2 separate regions of the Homo sapiens genome follow, and region 2 is linked to region 1. A link is an interaction called in ENCODE POLR2A ChIA-PET data of the cell type or tissue named here. Cell type or tissue: GM12878. All regions are shown on one strand. Each heading gives the region's core, and the rest is flanking DNA. Links, peaks and the distances in the headings are about the cores only.

Region 1 (5,996 bases), core at 1,997-5,996:
GCGTGTGCTACCACGCCCGGCTAATTTTTTTGTATTTTTAGTAGAGACAGAGTTTCGCTATGTTGGCCAAGCTGGTCTTGAACTCCCAACCTCAAATGAACTCCTGACCTCAAATGATCTGCCTGCCTCAGCTTCCCAAACTGCTGGGATTACAGGTGTGAGCCACTGTGCCCAGCCATCTTTTGCATTTCCAACAAGCCCCCTGGTAGTGCAGAAGCTTTGGCCCCAGGGACACCCCCTGGGAGGAACAAGGTCTGTGGGTTTCTGAGGCTCCAGAGGAGGGGAGGGGCACGTTCATGAGTGTGCACGTGCAGGTGTGTGTTTGACTGTTGTGACTGTGACCTCTGGGAGGGCAAATCCAGGCTGATTTAGTAACGGCTGCCTCCTCAGTGCTCAGCATTGAATAGTGAGTGTGACTGGGTGGCTGAGCCGCTCCACACTGAGCAATCCCTAGGGCTTCCTGGAGGAGATGTCCCTGGAGTTTCAGGGAAGCAGAGTAACCCAGATTGGACACTGTTAGCTTGACCCTCCCAGTACCCCTGCATCCTGCATTATACTCCTCCCCATGGCTCCTGAGGCCCTGAACGACCTGCTCCGAGGGTGCCCTAGTCTCGTCTCTCCTCTCCCCGTTGTGTTCCAGATGCCTGGCCTCTCTCCCTGGACTTCAGGCCTTTGCAGGTGCTTTTCCCTCTGCCTGGGTCACTCTTCCCTTCGCTTCCTGTGGCTCATAGTCTTTTCCTCCAAGTCTTAACTCCCATAACCTCTCCTCCAGGAAGCCCTCCCTGATCTCCAGGCTGAGTCAAGGCCCCCTCTCCTGGGGTCCCTCCCTCCAACTCTGCCAATCTGGGCTCATCATTGTCTGGGGATAGGTTTGTCTCCCTCATTGGGTTGTGAGCTGGGTGAAAGCTCGGCCAAAACCATCCCGGTCACTGCCTTGTCCCCAGCATAGCACGTGGTACCCAATAGGTGGTTATTAAATATTTGTTCAAGCCAGGCACAGTGGCTCATGCCTGTAATCCCAGCACTTTGGGAGGCTGAGGCAGGAGAATCACTTGAGGCCAGTTTGAGGCCAGCCCAGTCAACATAGTAAGACCCTGTCACTACAAAAAAATTTAAAATAAAAACAATATAATATAATATAAGAATAAATGAGGCAGGACTGGTGGCTCATGCCTGTAATCCCAGCATATTGGGAGACTGAGGTGAGCAGATCACTTCAGGCCAGGAGTTCGAGACCAGCCTGGGCAACATGGTGAAACCCCATCTCTACTAAATATACAAAAATTAGCTGGGCGCAGTGGCACACACCTGTAATCCCAGCTACTTGGTGGCTGAGGCACAAGACTCTCTTAAACCCAGGAGGCAGAGGCTTCAGTGAGCCGAGATTGCGCCACTGCACTCCATCCTGGGTGACAGAGCGAGACTCTGTCTCAATAAATAAATAAATAAATAAATGTTTGTTGAGTAAATGGATCTTCACCATTCATTCATTTACTAATTCCTAAACTCTGACAGACTCTCAGACAGAAACATATCTGAGCCTCTTTTTTTTTTTTTTTTTTTTTTTGAGACGGAGTCTTGTTCTGTTGCCCAGGCTGGAGTCCAGTGGCGCAATCTTGGCTCACTGCAACCTCCACCTCCTGGGTTCAAGCAATTCTAATGCCTCAGCCTCCCTGAGTAGCTGGGATTACAAGCGTGTGCCACCACGCCCGGTTAATTTTTTTGTATTTTTAGAAGAGATGGAGTTTCGCCATGTTGGCCAGGCTGGTTTTGAACTCCTCACCTCAGGTGATCCGCCCGCCTCAGCCTCCCAAAGTGCTGGGATTACAGGCGTGAGCCACCACACACCCGGCCAACCTCTCTTTTGCCGTGAGGACAGAGACAGATACACACGTAGACAGGCTGAGATGTCCATATATACACCCTATCCACAGATCTCAACAGGCAGACACCTTTCACCTTTGTCTGTGCAGGCACCTGATGACTATTTGTTTATTTTTGTTTTTGCTTTTGTTTTGAGACAAGGTCTTGCTGTCGCCCAGGCTGGAGTGCAGTGGCGCAATCTCGGCTCACTGCAGTCTGGACCTCCTGGGCTCAATGGTCCTCCTGCCTAGGCCTCCCAAAGTGCTGGGATTATAGGCATGAGCGACCACGCCCGGCGACAAGATGACTTATTTGAACACACGATCACACACACAGAACAAAACACGTGCAGTTGTGCAAACACATCACATAGGTGTTCACACCCCAAACACAGTAAATGACACACACTTTTGTCTACATAGACTTACACATCTCCACACACACACAAATGGGTAGAGCTAGGACCCCTGCTCTCACAGTGATACCCTCAGAGTTGTGGACTTGAAGAATGTCTTCTTTTTTTCTTTTCTTTTCTTTTTTTTTGAGACAGGGTCTCCCTCTGTCGCCCAGGCTGGAGTGCAGTGGCTCGATCTCAGCTCACTGCAGCCTCCACCTCCCAGGCTCAAGGGATCCTCCTGCCTCAGCCCCCCAAGTAGTAGCTGGGACTACAGGTGCCCACTGTCATGCCTGGCTAATTTTCATATTTTTTGTAGATACGAAGTCTCACTATGTTGCCCAGGCTGTTCTCGAACTCCTGAGCTCAAGCGATCCACTCACCTGGGCCTCCCAAAGTGCTAAGGCTACAGGCCTGAACCACTGTGCCCGGCCTACTTGAAGAATTTCTTAGATATCCGTACAGACACGTGTGCGAAGGTTCACTCACAGTCACACCGTACGAAACAGCTCCTAAAGACCCACTGACTTGGCCGGGCGCGGTGGCTCATGCCTGTAATCCCAGCACTTTGGGAGGCCGAGGCAGGAGAATCATGAGGTCAGGAGTTTGAGACCAGCCTGGCCAACATGGTGAAACCCCATCTTTACTAAAAATACAACAAATTAGCTGAGTGTATTGGTGGGCACCTGTAATCCCAGCTACTCGGGGGGCCGAGGCAGGAGAATCACTTGAACCCAGGAGGTAGAGGTTGCAGTGAGCCAAGATCGTGCCACTGCACTCCAGCCTGGGCAACAGAGTGAGATTCCATCTCAAAAAACAAAAAACAAAAAGACCCACTGACTTGCTTGGAGTGGCATCCAAATCTATAGAACAAGGCACTCTAGGCACACAGATACACGAATCACACACCTAGCTTCCACTGCCATGCAGCCTCTTCCACACACACTCACAACTACACACACACACACGGGTTCACATATATGAGTATGCACAGAGTAGGGCAGACACAGACACACCCAGGTACAAACACAGACCTAAGCAGAGAGCCACCCTTGGATACAGACTTGTCCCAGGCCCTGGCCAGGGGTGCCACTCACTGTGGGGGCTGTCTCTCACCCACCCCCAATCCAGGGGGCACACACTGTGCAATGTGTCACTCACTGACTACAACCACTCCAGGCATTGGGTGGTGAGAGTGCTTAGTGAGGCTGGAGTAAGCCAGGAGGACTTCCTGGTGGAGGTGGATCTAGATAATCATGATTGAGTTCTGAAGAGTTATGAATGAGGAGGGAGTCCCTGAAGCACTCTCTCCCTACTACAGACATATATAACCAAAGAAGAGGCAGCAGGAAGGACTGCAGGGAGGTAAGAAGTAGAACTGGACCAAGGCAGTGAGGGTGACTGTTTTGGAGGCCTTCCTAGTTGGACTTAGGGATAAAAATAATGTGTATTTGGCCAGGCACGGTGGCTCACGCCTGTAATCCCAACACTGTGGGAGGCCAAGGTGGGTGGATCACCTAAGGTCTGGAGTTCGAGACCAGCCTGACCAACATGGTGAAACCCCGTCTCTTCTAAAAATACAAAAATTAGCTGGGCATGGTGGTAGGGTCCTGTAATCCCTACTACTTGGGAGGCTGAGACAGGAGAATCGCTTGAACCTGGGAGGCGGAGGTTGCAGTGGGCCGAGATTGCACCACTGCACTCCAGCCTGGGCAACAGAGTGAGACTCCATCACCGAAAAAAAAAAAAAAAAGAAAGAAAGAAACAAAAAAAGGGAAAATAATATGTTTAGTACTAAGAATCATAACAGAGTCACTTGAGAAAGCTTACCGTGTATGTACCAAGTGCCACAAATACAGATGCAGTTGACTCTCTTTTTTCTTCTTCTTTTTTTTTTTTTTTTTTTTTTTTTGAGACAAGGTCTTATTCTGTCACCCAGGCTGGAGTGCAGTGGCACAATCTCAGCTTACTGCAACTTCCATCTCCCAGGTTCAAGTGATCCTCCCACCTCAGCATCCTGAGTAGCTGGGACTACAGGCATGAGCCACCATGCTTAGCTAATTTTTTGATTTTTTGGTAGAGATGGCATCTCACTATGTTTCCCAGGCTGGTCTCGAACTCTTGGGCTCCGGCGATCCACCCACCTTGGCCTCCCAAAATGTCGGGATTACAGGCGTGCCAGCCACCAAAAAAGCGAGAGGATAGCCTGAGCTCAGGAGTTCAAGACCAGCCTGGGAAACATAGTGAGACGTCATCTCCATTATTTAAAAAAAAAAAATGTAGAATGCCTAGAACAGCACCTGGCAGAAAGTATGTTCCCCGTAAGCATAGCTATTACAATAATAGTGATTTTTTTTTTTTTTTTTTTTTGCTATAGGATCTTGTTCTGTTGTCTAGGCTGGAGTACAGTGGTGCAATCAATAGCTCACTGCAGTCTCAAACTCCAACACTCCAGCAATCCACCCTCCACAGCCTCCTGAGTACCTGGGACTACAGGTGCACACCACCACATCCAGCTAATTTTTAAATTTTTTCTTTGTAGAGAAGGGGTCTTGCTATGATGTCCAGGCTGGTCTTGAACTTCTGGCCTCCAAGGGATCCGCCTACCTCTGCCTCACGAGTCACTGTGCCTGGCCTAATAATGCTTGTTAATACCCCCACTCAACAGATGAGGAAACTGTCCCTTAGGCCTCAGTCCCTTAGGGAACTTGCAGGCTTATGGGTAGTGAGGCCCCGCTGGCCTGGGGTGGGTGGAGTCAGGGCCTCCCCAGGCCGGGTGTTGAGTGTGCGTGTGTGCCTTTGCGTGTGTAAGCACATTGGTGATTCCATTGTCCTCCTGACTGACTCTTACGACCAAGTCTCTTACGATTTGGTGATTCTCTGCGCAAACACTCAGACCCCATCCCACCCCTGTGGGTCGCCCAGCCGCTGCCCACAAGCCGCAGCCTCCCCGTCACACCCACACGTGCTTCCTCCTCACCCGCCAGGGCCTCCCCACAGGCTCTCCTTCCCAAACTTTCTCCTTCCTGCCCCACATGGACGCCTGTGGCTGGGTGGTCTCTGGCTGTAGCCACCCTGTCCCTGACTCAGGCCCCATGCCCCCTCACTGACCCCTGTGTGCCCGGCCCAACCCCCGCAGCCAGACGGCCACTCGGGGGTGTTGCGGGGGGTCACAGCAGGCCACGTGCCCGGGGTGGCTGAATTCCGCCTGTGATTCAGTCAGCTTGTCTAGGCTGCCGGGGGTGCCCTGGCCGGGTGATGTCAGCGGCCAGGTATGTGGCTGGGGTTTCTCCCAGGGTGACTCAGGCTCCTGAACTACCCTCTCCCTCCTGCAGACACTCTGGGCTGCTGTCCAGGGCAGGCAGCCGGCTGGCTGCCTGACACTCCCTTCCCTGGCCCCCTCCACGCCCTCTTCAGCACAGAGCTGTGGGAACAGCAGGGCTGGGGGACTGGCACAAGAGGGATCCCAGAGGCCAGGGCCCCAGCCCAGCCTTCCCCTAAGACCAGGACTCACAAGTGGTTGTAGGATGACATTCATTCGTTCATTCAATCAGCCATTCAAATATTTAATCAGCACACCTACACACACACACACACACACACACACACACACACACACACTGCAGTCACACACTCTAGGTGCTGGGGACAGAGCAGGAAACAAGACAGACAAAAATAAAAATTTCCTCAAATGGCCAGACATGGTGGCTCACTCCTGTAAACCCAGCACTTTGGGAAG
Region 2 (8,415 bases), core at 2,718-6,717, 1.1 Mb before region 1:
GTGTAATTCTCAGTCCGAAGCCAAAGGCCTGAGGATTTGAGGGGCAGCTGGCGTAAGTCCTGGAGTCCAAGGCTGGGAAGCCTGGAGTTGTCGCTGCCTGCACTGGTTCCCACGGGGGACCAGGAGCTGAGCCCATGGTCCTCAGACGGGCAAGGTGTTTGATTTTAATGTAGTTATAGCTAAGGTTGATGAAGTGTGCCGGTGTGAGCAGCTTAGCTATGGACAGTTTTGGGGTGCAGAAACCAAGACTTGGAGGTTAAACATGTCCAGGGTTGCACCATCAGCACTGGTGCCCGGGCAGCCTGACTTCCGCGTTCATGGAATCCAGGGCTGGGCAGCCTGGGGACAGCCGCTGTGCCCCCACCTCGGCCTCAGTGTGCACGCCCCTTCCCTCCCACCCAGGTGGTCAAGGTGAAGCCCCACGACAAGGATGCCAAAATGAAATACCAGGAGTGCAACAAGATCGTGAAGCAGAAGGCCTTTGAGCGGGCCATCGCAGGCGACGAGCACAAGCGCTCCGTGGTGGACTCGCTGGACATCGAGAGCATGAGTGAGTCAGGCCTGGATGCTCCACGCTCCAGCCCAGAACATTCCACACGGGCCTTCTCCATTCCCTGGGGGTGGGGGTGGGCTCAAGGGTAGCCCCTTGTTCTGCCCCCAGGCTGCTGTCTGTCGCTCCTCTGCCTGTGTTCCAGGGCGCTCCATCCGCAGCCCAAAGCTCCGTCTCATGATTCCCAATGGGCGAGGTCAGGAGCTGCAACACCCCGCTGATATGGCTTGGCTGTGTCCCCACCCAAATCTCATCCCCACCCAAATCTCATCTTGAATTGTAACTCCCATAATTCCTACATGTTGTGGGAGAGACCTGGTGGGAGATAATTGAATCGTGGAGGCAGTTTCCCCCATACTGTTCTCGTGGTAGTGAGTAAGTCTCACGAGATCTGATGGTTTTATAAGGGGTTTCCCCTTTCACTTGGTTCTCATTCTCTCCTGCCTGTCGGCACATGAGACGTGCCTTTCATCTTCCACCATGATTGTGAGACCTCCTCAGCCACATGGAACTGTGAGTCCATTAAACCTCTTATTCTTTATGAATTACCCAGTCTCGGGTATGTCTTTATCAGCAATGTGAAAATGGACTAATACACCTTCCCTACCCACCAGCATCACCCCTGCCCGGGCCCTTCTCCATGCTGGCTTCTTGGCCACTCTGTCATCCTCTCCTCCCTCCCTCTCTGCCGGCAGTAGCCCCGCCCCCACAGGCTGTGTCTGGTTCACCTCTAGGTGCTGAGAAGGTCCAGCCATTCATCCCACAGATGATTATTGAGCATCTCCTATGTGCCAGGCACTGTCCTAGGCACTGGGGGTACAGCTATGAACAAAACCCTTCCTGTCCGCATGGAGCTGATATTCTAGGAGGCAGATAAGATGATGAACAAGTCACAAAATGAATCGTGCTAAGTGCCATAAAACTGAATAGGGTAAAGGGGGGCGGGTGAAGGAAGAGAAGGAGGTCAGGAAGAGGCCTCTGGGCCAGACCTGACCAGAGAGGGGACTCTTCACTCGCTCTGTCCCTCTCTCAATCTGTGTGTCCAGAGCCAGGTCCACCTCATCCCTGGGAGCAAGACCCCCTTCCCCCTTACAGTGGCCGTGGTCGCTGACTCTCGTGTCTCCCCTGTTCACATGCCAGCCATCGAGGGTGAGTACAGCGGACCCAAGCTTGAGGACGACAAAGTGACAATCACCTTCATGAAGGGGCTCATGCAGTGGTACAAGGACCAGAAGAAACTGCACCAGAAATGCGCCTACCAGGTAATGCACCTGTCAGGTACCGGGCACCCGGGAACCCTGGGATGGCATCACAGCACTGCCAGGCGCGGGCACTGAGCAAAATGACAGGAGAAGGGCAGCCACAACAGCCAACACCAAACAGGAGTCGTGGTCATTATGGATTGGCAGTAATCCCTCCCAATATTCAGATACAATAAACTATCTCTACAAATAAAGCCACCAACCTTGGCTCACTTGTTCAGAAGATAGCACCGTTAGAGAAATCCAAGAAGCACCAACCCTCTCACTACACATGACACTGACTTCCTTTGGTGGACAGAGCTCCAATTCCTTGTATTGGTGTCTCTGATTTAGAAAAGGCTATTATGGGCCAGGCACAGTGGCTGACACCTGTAATCCCAGCACTTTGGGAGGCCGAGGCGGGTGGATCACTTGAGGTAAGGAGTTCAATGCCAGCCTGGCCAACATGGTGAAACTTCGTCTCTACTAAAAATACTAAAATTAGCTGGGTGTGGTGGTGCACACCTGTAGTCCTAGGTACTTGGGAGGCTGAGGCAGGAGAATTGCTTGAACCCAGGAAGGGGAGGTTGCAGTGGTCCAAGATCATGCCACTGCACTCCTGCACTCCAGCCTGGGCAAGAGAGCAAGACTCCATATCAAAAAACAAAAACAGAAACAGAAAAAGAAAAAGAAGGAAGGAAGGAAGGGGCTATTATAAATGCTCTAAAACTTTAGAAAAAAACTTCAATGACACTGTTAATTTCCTCCAAGGCTTACAAACCGAGGTTTCTAGCCTTGCTTCAATAATTTCACAAAATGTATGAGTCTGAGCTACTCTAACTGCCCAAAAAGGAGGTATAATGAATGAAGCTGTCATTTCTGTGTTAATATATCAAGAATTTTTGCCCACACTTCAGAGGATTTTAAAGAACAGATGTAAATCTTATCAGATAGGTGATACTTTTTCCATTTATTTATTTAGTTGGTTACATCTTGGCTCCTGGGAATCTCTCCTCTGGTGAATTTTCCAACCCTTGGCTATATTATTCTCCTCCTAGTCATGATATTAACCTCCCTGGGAGTTGCATCCTCTTAAGGGTTTCCAATGCCTCTCAACAGCCACTGATGCAACTAATGACACCCATCTGCATTAGACAACTTGGAGAACCTAAGGACTCTACCACATATGTCTAAGATGACTATGCAGCTATCAAAAATGACTATACACCCATCTGTCCCAGCCAATAGCACTCCCAGAAAGTAATGCTATACGATTTCATTACCCCCTCAGCTTGCTATGTCAAAAGGGGAAAGTTGTTAAAATAAAATGGGGGGAGCCAGGCGCAGTGGCTCACACCTGTAATCTCAACACTTTGGGAGGCCAAATTGGGAGGATCCTTGAGCCCAGGAGTTTGAGACCAGCCTGGGCAACATGGCAAGACTCCATCTCTATAAAAGTAAAAAAAAAAAAATTAGCTGCACAAAGTGGTGCATGCCTGTGGTCCCAGCTACTTGCGAGGCTGAGGCAACAGGATCACCTGAGCACAGGAGGTTAAGGCTACAGTGAGCTGCGATCGTGCCATTCACTCCAGCCTGGGCAACCGAGCGAGACCCTGTTTCACACACACACACACAAAACTAGGGGGGGTGGATCCGGACTGAGAATTCCCCAAGAAGACAAAATCAGGCCACATAAGCAAAACCTAAGGTACTCTGACTTTTGAATGTAAGCGAAACTCAACTTAGATCTCGATCTCTCTCTCAATCTCTCTCCCTTGTTTTTTTTTTTTTTTTCTGAGATGGAGTCTGGCTCTGTCGCCCAGGCTGGAGTTCAGTGGTGCGATCTCGGCTCACTGCAAGTTCCGCCTTCTGGGTTCACGCCATTCTCCTGCTTCAGCCTCCCGAGTAGCTGGAACTACAGGCGCCCGCCACCTAATTTTTTGTATATTTAATAGAGACGGGGTTTCACCATGTTAGCCAGGATGGTCTCAATCTCCTGACCTCGTGATCCGCCCACCTTGGCCTCCCAAAGTGCTGGGATTACAGGCGTGAGCCACCACGCCCGGCTATCTCTCTCCCTTTCTTTCCTTTCTCCTTTCCTTTCTCTCTTTCTTTCTTTCTTTCTTTCTTTCATGGAATCTTGCTCTGTGACCCAGGCTGGAGTATAGTGGCATGATCTCTGCTCACTGCAGCCTCCATCTCCGGGGTTCAAGCAATTCTTGTGCTTCAGCCTGCCAAGTAGCTGGGATTACAGGCACGCACCACCACGCCCTGCTAATTTTTGTATTTTGTATTTTTTTTTTTTTAGTAGAGACGGGGTTTCACCATGTTGCTCAGGCTGGTCTCAAACTCCTGACCTCAAGTGATCTGTCTGCCTCAGTCTCCCAAAGTGCTGGGATTACAGGGGTGAGCCACCGCACCCAGCCAGCTTAGGTTATTTCTTACAAATGCCTCTGATAATCATAAACGAAACTTAAGTTGCCTTCCCCAAATGATATAAGAGGATTGCTTTTAACCAGTCCCGTGCAATCTGGAAACCTCCACTGTATAGACAGTCACTGTAAAGGTTAAACCACTTCCTGATTTTTGCTTTCTCAGCCATCCTGTAACAACATGCCTCTGAGCTTCTTACTACCTGGGTTGAGGTCTCCTGGATTGTGCCCTGTCCCCACTTTTTTTTAATGACAACAAACTTTTAAATATTTATTCATTGGATCTGATTTTGTTTTGGACACTGGCATGCAAAGGGGAGGGAGATGGTCATAGGACTGTTGTCAACGTTCAAAAGCAAAACAGGATTTATATGAGAAAGGTAAGAGAAGGGAGAGAAAACTTCATACTGAAGTCTGGGTGCCCTGGCTCACACCTGTAATCCCAGCTCCTTGGCAGACTAACACGGGAGGATCACTACAGGCCAGGAGGTCAAGGCTACAGTGAGCCATAATCACGCCATTGCACTCCAGTCTGGGCAACAGAGCAAGACTCTGTCTCAAAAAGAAAAGAAAAATACAACTTTTGACTGAAAACAATGAATTGTGTTTTCACATTTTGGGGGTCAAATTGATTATCCAGAAACTAGAAAAGAGCAGGATGACTGGAGGAGTGAAAGAAAGCTTTTTTTTTTTTTTTTTTTTTTAAGAGACAGGTCTTGCTATGTTGCCCAGGCTGGTCTTGAACTCCTGGCCTCAAGCAATCTTCCTGTCTTGGCCTCCCAAGGTGTTGGGATTACAGGCATTAGCCACTGTGCCCAACCAAGAAAGCAATTTCTGATACTTGGGATTTTCCAGAAAACCTGAAGAGCTTAGCTGTGGAGCGTTTGTAGGAGGCTGTCTCCATGACATCTGCTGTGACCTCCTGTTGGCAATGGCCCATAGTTAGCCCAGGTGACCCCATTCCTTCCTCAAGCTTTCCTCAAGGTCTGTTTTTTCGGTTTGTTTGTTGTTTTTGAGATGGAGTCTTGCTCTGTTGCCTAGGCTGGAGTGCAGTGGTGCGATCTTGGCTCACTGCAACCCCCGTCTCCCGGGTTCAAGTGATTCTCTTGCCTCAGCCTCCCGAGTAGCTGGGACTACAGGCGTGGGCCACCACGTCTGGCTAATTTTTGTGTTTTTAGTAGAGATGGGGTTTCACCATGTTGGCCAGGCTGGTCTCGAACTCCTAACTTCAGGTGATCCGCCCACCTCAGCCTCCCAAAGTGCTGGGATTACAGGCGTGAGCCACCGTGCCCGGCCCTTCAAGGTCTATTTTATCTCCTTCTATGTCTATATCCACAGTAATATCTATGTCTACATTGATGTTTATGTCTATATCCATGTCTACGCCCACAGCTCTATCCTAATCTATACCTACACCATAGGGGCTGCTATATCCTTATTGGTAGCTTATCCTCTATCTGCAACTATATCCACATCTCCATCTACATTCAGATCAGTCTCCCTCTCTCTGTCTATGTCTGTGTTCATTTTCTAGAGCTGCTGTCATAAATTCTCACAAACTTGGTGGCTAAAAATAACAGACGCTTATTTTCTCACAGTTCCGGAGGCCAGATGTTCAAAACAAAGATGCCAGCAGGGCCTTGTTGGCTCTGAAGGTTCTATGGGAGAATCCTTTCTTGCCTCCTCCAGCTTCTGGGGGCTCTTGATGTCTCTTGGCTCCAGTCTCTGGCCTTCTCTTCTTCTCTGTGTCTTTTCTTTTGCTGTGTCTTTTTTTTGGAGGGGGCGGGACAGGGACAGAGTCTCGCTCCATCGTCCAGGCTGGAGTGCAGTGGCTGGCGCGATCTCGGCTCACTGCAACCTCCGCCTCCCGGGTTTAAGCGATTCTTCCACCTCTGCGTCCCAAGTAGCTGGAATTACAATTGCCTGCCACCATGCCTGGCTAATTTTTGTATTTTTAGTAGAGACGGTTTTCACCATGTTGGCCAAGGCTGGTCCTGAACCCCTGATCTCAAGTGATCTGCCCACCTCAGCCTCTCAAAGTGCTGGGATTACAGACATGAGTCACCGCGTCCAGCCAGGTTTCACTTATTTCTGTAGATTCTTGGTCCAACCAACAAGTTTCCCACAATTTATTGCATTATTTAAAAAAATATCTATCATCATAAAAATAATACGTCTGATATTATTTTTCTATAATATTCTAGGCATTATTATATAATATTCTAGGTGGTATTATTATTCTAGGCATACTATTAAACACAGAAAGAAAGACACGGAGGTCAGCAGCCTTCAAAGATGGCTACTAACAATTCCTCCCTTCCCTGTACACACGCATCACTCCTCCCATCACCAGGGGGGTCTACTTCCCCTCCCCTCCATTCTGGGCAGGCCTCGTGACTTGTTTTGACCAATAGAATGTAGCAGAGTGATGCGTCAATTTCAAGCCTAGGCCTTAAGAGTCCAGGAGACTCCCACTCTTACTCACGTGCATGCCAGCTGCCATCTTGCAAGGAAGCTAAAGCTGGGTTACAAAATAGTGAAAGCCCAGGTGAATGCAGAGAGGCTGTGTGGGGGAGAATCAGCCTATTACCAGCTGACATTAGCCACACAAGTGACCGAGGGAGAGACCAGCAGCAGAACCACGCAGTCAACCCTCTGAATGCTAGTAAGTCATTGTTTGAAGCCCCTAAACTCTAGCGGGTTGTGAACAGCAATATATGGCTGAAGCAGACACCCCTCCCTTAAGCCCCCAGCCCAGAGAGGAACCCTGCTAACCTTTTGATGCAGGTCCTACCAGATTTGTTTTTTCCTGTGCTTATACATATAATAAAAAAAAATCCACAAAATAGACATCTTGGCTTATTTTTACATTTCAGGAAAGCTGTTCAGAATGATTTTATTAATAGTACAGCTGCAGCAGGAAGAGGAAATATAGCAAAATTTGCCTCTTAACCACCAAGAGTCATGCTGAGCTCTTCATAGCTATGAAAATCAAAGACCCAAATTTACAGACTTTGCACATTTGTGCTGAGTTACTTTAGTACTTTGTCTACAGGTCTCCACAGGCCCAGTGGGGAGGAACAGTTATTTCTTAAGCACCTTCCAAAAATTTTTGAACCAGAAAAAAAGTATCAGTTTCAAAATACAGAAGAAACTGGCAAAATCACAGTTAACTAATACATCATTAAATATTTCATAGTAAATCAAGTCAAGTAATTGTTAAATATTTCTATCATGTCTTTTTTTTTTTTTTTTTTTTTTTTTTTTTTTTTGAGACAGGGTCTTGCTCTATCACCCAGGCTGAAGTGCAGTGGTACGATCACAGCTCACTGCAGCCTCAACCTCCTGGGCCCACGTGATCCTCCCACCTCAGCATCCCAAGTAGCTGTGACCGAAGGCATGCACCACCACACCTGGCTAATTTTTTTATTTTTATAGAGATGGGTCTCCCTATGTTGCGCAGGCTGATTTCAAACTCTTGGCCTCAAGCAATCCTCCCACCTTGGCCTGGGGATTACAGGCGTGAGCCACCATGCCCAGCCTCCGTGTCTTTACATTTGAGAACAATTTGTAGGTTAGCTTTGTCTTTGTTTTTTTAGAGATGGGGGTCTTGCTGTGTAGCCCAGGCTGGACTCAAACTACAGGGCTCAAGGCATTCTTCATCTCAGCCTCTTGAGTAGGTTTGACTACAGTCATGTGCCACTGTGCCCAACTACCTTTGTCCGGGTTCCTAGGAATTCTCCAGAAGGCAGAATGAGTACAAAGAAAACACAGGCAAGTTTCTGTTAAAGAGTTACCTGTGGCCACAGTTCCTCTGGAAGTTTAACATAGAGTTACCATATACTATGCTATCGCCATCCCCAAATTCATATGTTGAAGTCTTAACTCCCAGCACCTCTGAATGTGACTGTATTTGGAGATGGGGGTCTTTAAAGAGGTAATTAAGGTAAAATGAGGCCGGGTGCTTTGGTGGCTCACAGCTGTAATCCCAGCACTTTGGGAAGCTGAGGCGGGCAGATACCTGAGGTCAGGAGTTCGAGACCAGCCTGCCCAACATGGTGAAACCCTATCTCTACTAAAAATACAAAATTTGCCTGGCGTGGCGGCATATGCCTGTGATCCCAGCTCCTTGGGAGGCTGAGGCAGGAGAACTGTTTGAACTAGGGAGGAGGAGGTTGCAGTGAGCCGAGAT

What was found. Peaks named below come from ENCODE experiments on the same cell type or tissue, not always from the same donor. Only the 100,000 strongest peaks of a DNase experiment are listed, where the experiment ranks them.
Region 2: POLR2A ChIA-PET joins it to region 1 with 11 read pairs; 1 of 35 experiments calls an interaction of 5 or more read pairs at or near these places.

Annotation. Positions count from the first base shown.
Region 1 is chr19:45,455,460-45,461,455 of GRCh38, reverse strand. No RefSeq gene overlaps it. Among named protein-coding and RNA genes, the nearest start is that of FOSB, 9.5 kb to the left of the region's middle. RefSeq lists enhancers at 4,675-5,641, 5,630-5,879, 5,642-5,996. In GM12878, for the core only: no CTCF peak of the experiment used is centred there; no DNase peak of the experiment used is centred there; H3K27ac peaks cover 703 bases.
Region 2 is chr19:46,519,060-46,527,474 of GRCh38, reverse strand. It overlaps the pseudogene PPP5D1P. Among named protein-coding and RNA genes, the nearest start is that of PNMA8B, 27 kb to the right of the region's middle. RefSeq lists a silencer at 5,206-5,385. In GM12878, for the core only: no CTCF peak of the experiment used is centred there; a DNase peak (open chromatin) is centred at 4,334; H3K27ac peaks cover 1,170 bases.